Linked DNA regions of Homo sapiens: region 2 is linked to region 1. Evidence: chromatin loops called from intact Hi-C (ENCODE). Cell type or tissue: right lobe of liver. All regions are shown on one strand. Each heading gives the region's core, and the rest is flanking DNA. Links, peaks and the distances in the headings are about the cores only. Region 1 overlaps FAM163B (family with sequence similarity 163 member B). Region 2 overlaps MYMK (myomaker, myoblast fusion factor).

Region 1 (2,899 bases), core at 90-2,589:
CGTAAGGCTGAGTCAGCGAGGGCTTTACTGAGCATCCAGGAGTTTTCTCGAACATTATCTCAAGGTGCTGGGCCATTTTGGTGGGTAAAGGCCTGGAAGTGCATCAAGCCTGTGCTTCCTCCCTCTTTGTGCCTCCGTTTCCTCATCTTTGCATGAGGATGCTCAAAGTGCCTGCGCCGGCTGTGCCTATAGGGTTCACTGAAGCACCGGGGAGCCCCCAGCCCAGCACGGGACTAAGTTATTTGTTTACTAAACGAGAGCTCTGGTCGTTCCAGCAAGTCCTGGCCTGGCCCTCCCTCCCGTCCGCCTTCCAGGCCCTGAACTGGGACCAGGAGCTGGGCTCAGTTCGAGGAAGAGAACGAAAAGAAAAGAAAAAAGGAAGGAAGGAGAGAGAGAAGGAAGGAAGGAGAGAGAAGGAAGGAAGGAGAGAGGGAAGGAAAGGAAAGGAAAGAAGGAAAGGAAAGGAAAGAAGGGGAGGGGAAGGGGAGGGGAAGGGGAGGGGAAGGGGAGGGGAAGGGGAGGGGAAGGGGAGGGGAAGGGAAGGGGAAGGGGAAGGGAAGGGGAAGGGGAAGGGAAGGGGAAGGGAAGGGAAGGGAAGGGAAGGGAACTTAAGTCCAGCAGCAGAGAGGGTTTTACGAACCCAACTTCTGCACATTGGTATTTTTAAGGGAGACAAAAAGCCAGCCCCGTCGGCAGCTGAGCTGGGACTTGCCCGGGGTTTTCAGGCCCTACCCTCCCACCCCCCATTTCCTGACCCACGGCTGGGAGATCGGGAAACTGCAGCCCAGAATGTTCTTGGTGCATCTCATCTGCCTTTTCCTGGCGGCCTGAAGCCCTGGCCTGGCCTACAGCTCTGTGCTGCTGTTCCCGCCCCCTGGGAAACACTGGGGATCAGCTAGGTGAGGGTGGGGGTCACGAGGGCAAGACCCCAGCTCACTCAGGGCCTGCGGTGCAAGTGTGGGCCGCGGCCCCCACTGCATTGAAATCAGCACCAATGCCGCCCTACTGTGTGTGTGCGCGCTGTGTCGCCCCCTGGTGGCCGGAGGACTGCAGTGGGAAACCAGGTTCTTGCCTTCATGGGGCTTAGGTCTGATGCAGGGAAGGCGGTGAGTTTACCCCGTCCCTACAGGCAAGCTGAGGGTGGGGGATGGAAGGAAAAGGAGATACATCAGATTTGATGTGGCACACCATGTTCACCCCTGGAGCCCTCACCCCTCACCATGTGACCTTGTGCTTTTCTCTCCCCATGCTAGACTCCTTGGCTCTCTTGTTTCCTTGTCTGTAAAATGGGCATAATAATAATCTTTGCCTTGGCTGTCCCGGCAATTGAAGGAGACATTGGTGAAGGGTGCCATGCCCTCCTGGCACAGAGATAGTGGTGCTTGGCACAGGATCCTGTGCTTATTATTATTAAGAGGTATAGGGAGCCATGCAGGGTGTTTGAGTGAGGCAGGAACCTGTTCAGACTTACGGTTCAGGAACCCCAGTGGGGCAACACAGGATGGCACGGGCAGGAGCCCCAGCTCACGGGATTTCCCAGGGGGTATTTTCCGGGGGTATTGCTGAGCATTCTACTTGTTGAAAAGCAGGTTTCTCTGCTGTATTGAAATCATCAATGTCAACAGTTGTAGGGCCTGACAGAGAGACGGGGCCTGAACCACGAGCTTCTTCAGGGATGTGCATAAATATTTCAGACCACGAGGTGGTCAGAACAGGAGAGCAGGGGTTTCTGGGAGAGGCTGCTGAGCTCAGCATCCAGAAACCCAGTCCTTTTCCCTTCTCCCATCTCCTCTACCAACAACTTGGCGCCCACGACCATTCAGGGTGACTGGCCTGTGTCTCACTCTGCAGCAGATGTGCCCGGTGACCCTGGGCAAGGTCCCCTCTCTGGGGAGCACAGCCACCCAACTGCACAATGAGTGGGTCAGCAGCATGCTAGATCCCTCAGCATGCTAGATCTCTCAGTATGCTAGATCCCTCAGCATGCTAGATCCTTCAACCTGCTAGATCCCTCAACATGCTAGATCCTTCAGCATCCTAGATCCCTCAACATGCTAGATCCCTCAGCATGCTAATCCCTCAACATGCTAGATCCTTCTGTACCATTGAGCCCACCCCCACCCCAGAGTTGGGATCCAACCTCCTTGGGCCATGCAGCCCAGGTGTGCCCTCTTCTGGGCAAGCAGGACCTGGAGCCAAAGGTGGCAACTTCAGGCCTGACAGCAGCGGCCACAACTCAAGCTTTATTTTTGCAAGTTCTTCCCCAAATCTTTCTGTTCAAGGTCCTTAAGTAGCGTGGTAGCCTTCCTGACAGAAGGGCCCCACAGGCCAGGCCTCCCACCAGCATGATCTATCTGAGACCCCCATGGCACTGCCTGCTGCTCTGCCCCAGACAGGGCCAGTGGTTCCCCCATCTCCCACGATCCCCGACTCGGTCTCAGCAGAAAGGGGCTGGGACTGGTCAGTGATTTTTGAACAGGGTCTGCAATTCCCTAGTGCCAAAGCAGGGAGTGCTACTGGCTTCCCCACTGCCCAGCCTCACAGCTCAGGGTGCGGGGACTTCTCACCTTTGCCTCTGTGGCTGCTCCTGGCTTCCTGGGCAGATAGCAGCAGTGAGGTCCTGGTGAGCACTGGGCTCCCACCCTCCCCTCCCCTCCCCTCCCAGGCTCGCCCCCCGTTCGCGCCCCCGTTCGCCCATCACCTTTTTCTCTTTTCTCTGTCCCTTCCCTATCTGCTCCAGGGGCTCCCAGGGAGATCCCAGGAAAGAGCTTCAGGGACCCCAGCCTGAGAAAGTGGGGTCAGTTAGACTGGGCAGAAGGTGAGGTTTGAGGCAGGCCTGACTCTTGGGGTGATGGTCTGAGTGCCCCGCCTCCCTCAGACCACCCAAAGCTCCAGCCTG
Region 2 (2,899 bases), core at 168-2,667, 68 kb after region 1:
CTCTGGGACTCCAGCCTGGGCTAGGGCTAGGAAGCCTCTTGGGCAGATGAGAGACTGAAGCCCAGAGCAGAGCCAGGATTTCTCTGCAGGTCCCATGGCCTTAGCGCAGGGAGAAAAGCTGAGGTCTTGTTCTCAAGGCTCCTGTTAGACCTAGCCCAGCAAACCACAAGCACCCACCAGGCCACACCTCCCTGCCTGGGCCTAGGCTGGCCCCGCAGCTGCCTCTGCACTGGTCTCAGAGGCCCCACCCTGCCCCACCCAGAGTGGCAGGGGCAGCTGCCTCTTGTGACAAACGTCTTCTGAACTCAAAGCCACACTCAGTCCCTCCCAAAGTTCTGCCACCCGCATGGCGTCCCTTCCCTTCCAATCAGGCCCCTCCCGTGACAATCTCCATCTCTGTGCCGGACACCTTGCTATGGGTGCAAACCCCACGGAGACAGTGTGCTTGTCCCCACACAACAGAGGAGGCCCCCCCCCGACAGCCACTCACCTGAGCCCCCACTGGGAACATCTGCAAAGTCAGACTCCCCGAGCCTGAGCTCTGACCCCCCAGGCCCTCAGCCGCACCCACCCCACCAGTGCCCCGGCTGGGCCAGGTCTGCCCCCTGCACTGCAGGATGGGAGGAAGTGGCCAGGTGCCAAGCACTGCTCTGTTTCACCTCTTTGGGCAGGCAGTGCTGCTCTGAAGTTCACTTTCCCCATCTGTCGAATGGAGCTAAGTTCCCACCATTGGGAGGAGCCAAGGGCCTAGTGGCAGAGGCTCTGGGTCCCCAGGGTGAGCTGGCTGTCCTTTAGAATTCTCAGAGCCTGGCGTCCCCCTCCCTGAACACATGCAGCAAGCACTCTATGCTGGGAGCCGTCCATGCAACTGGGACCAGACAGAGCCATTCCTGCTCCTGGCAGGGCAAGGGCACAGGCCTTATCACAATCTCACAGTGAATGCCTTAATCACACATGACCATCTGTGCTACATTGAGGCACACAGACAGCAGGTGATGGGGCTGGGGTGGGGGATGGGAAGAAGCCAGGAGAACAGGAGAACAGCCTAGGGCCGGAGTCTTCCTCGCTCCTCTTTCCCACAGAGGTGTAAGCACCTTGATCAGGCCCCTCCTGAAGCTTCCCTGTCCCCAAGGTAAACAGTCATGTCCACCGCTGGTCACCCTCCTCTAGCCGCGTCTTTCCCAGTCTCACTTCAAGAAAGGTGCACCACACAGAGCTCGGCATAGTCTTCTGGATGAGCCTGACAAGAACAGAGAGAAGCAGGACCGCCGCCTCCCTCATTTTAGATGCTGGATCCCTATTAATGCCTCCTAGGTGCACCGTCACTTTAGGCCGTGTACAATTGCCATCAGTAGAAGCACTCCACTTTGACCCCGAATTGCCTGCCCCCCAGATCACCCAGGGCCCCCGCTCCCTCTGTGCTGTCCCTGTCGCCTCCAGACACGGGCTGCTTTCCAGCACGCCTGCTCCTCCCGCTGAGCTGGGCTGACCAAGAGTCCACCGTGCTGTTTCCCAAGCTTGTTTGTGCCAGTTGAACCTGTCAAAATAATTATGTCATGTAATTAAATATTACCTAAAATGATGAAATGCGAATGCAAAAGGAGAGAGAGTTGTTTTCCGTAGAAAAGTAGTTGACTGCTTTGAAAACACTCCCTATAAGCCTTTTGCCTTAAAAATTGCCATGAAAGTGGGTGTTGGGGAGGCGACGACGAGAGTATAGGGCAGAGATGGATGAGCCTAGGGGGCTGTGTTCAGCTTCTGCAAGGGGGTCTCAGAGATCTTCGTCCACGTTAAGGCAACAGAAACCAGGAGCTACAGCCCGGCTCTCAGTGTGGGCCCTGCCAGCCTCAGCAGTGCCACAGGGAATGTGTTCAAAATGCACATTTTCTACCCAACCCAGCCCTCCCTAATCAGCAACCCTAGGCAGGGCTCAGTAACCTGTGTCTAAACAAGGCCCCAGGCGTTCTGATGCCCACTCAAGCCTGAGAACGCTGCTGCAGTGTAGACCAGTCATCAGAGGGGTAATTTGTGCAAGAGAAGGCCCCAGGAGCCCCCAAAGAGCAAAGGAGCCCCCAGAGAGGCTCTGACCTCACATCCAAAGATTGGCGAGTGAACACGCAGCTGTGTGCTTCAAGGAAGCACAGATGCTGAAGGTCCGGGGAGAGCCGTGTAGGGTCCCTCCCGGAGACCGCCCCACCTAAGCGGGCTTCACCTGAGTGACCACTCAGTCTCCGCCCAGTCCTGCCAGTGCAGATGAGCGAATTCTGCTGAGGTGACATTGAGTGAACCCTTGGCACACCCCAGCCCCTAAACACCTCGCTGGCATGTGCCACTTAATCCCCACAGGACCCTCTGCGGGAGTGCTCGGCAGTACCCCCATTTTTCAGACGGGGAGACTGAGGCACACAGTCATTAAGTGACTCGCCAAAGTGACTTCTCACAGCCAGCAAGTGACCTGGCACTCTGGGGGCCGTGGCTCGGGGACCAGCTCTGGCCTCTTTGTGCTGTGACCACCTGTGGGTTTTCTGGCAGCTCCACCATGCCTGCAATGGACCCGGCTTGTCTGTGCTGTGCTTCATGCGTCACGACATCCTGGAGTATTTCAGTGTCTACGGGACAGCCCTGAGCATGTGGGTCTCGCTGATGGGTGAGTGGTCAACCCCTGCAGACAAGCCTTGCGGACAAGGACCGGCTCCCCAGTGTCCGCACACCCAGCCTCAAACCAGTCCCGCTGCAGCCCTCTATCCCCACTCACTCCCAGCCCCAGGAATGTCTTCCCTTGTCTGGGTTTCAGGGTTGTGCTTAATCTATGAAAAAGAATATGCACCTCTTAAATGCCCTGATGCCGATTTTTTATATCCTTTTAAAATGACTCATTTAGTAAAAGCTTGTTGTGACA

What was found. Hi-C counts contacts between places; a loop is a spot of excess contacts. Peaks named below come from ENCODE experiments on the same cell type or tissue, not always from the same donor. Only the 100,000 strongest peaks of a DNase experiment are listed, where the experiment ranks them.
Region 2: it touches region 1 in a loop (3-fold over the local background); 19 of 110 quality-filtered maps call a loop at or near these places.

The regions. Positions count from the first base shown.
Region 1 is chr9:133,587,746-133,590,644 of GRCh38, reverse strand. The region is part of intron 1 of FAM163B (family with sequence similarity 163 member B); the gene reads left to right. Among named protein-coding and RNA genes, the nearest start is that of FAM163B, 20 kb to the left of the region's middle. In right lobe of liver, for the core only: a CTCF peak has its summit at 1,032 (motif pointing left); no DNase peak of the experiment used is centred there; H3K27ac peaks cover 457 bases.
Region 2 is chr9:133,519,922-133,522,820 of GRCh38, reverse strand. It overlaps MYMK (myomaker, myoblast fusion factor), which reads left to right. Exons shown (of 5, transcript NM_001080483.3): 2 at 2,533-2,647. Among named protein-coding and RNA genes, the nearest start is that of MYMK, 3.6 kb to the left of the region's middle. RefSeq lists an enhancer at 2,409-2,899. In right lobe of liver, for the core only: no CTCF peak of the experiment used is centred there; a DNase peak (open chromatin) is centred at 1,470; H3K4me3 peaks cover 396 bases; H3K27ac peaks cover 2,500 bases.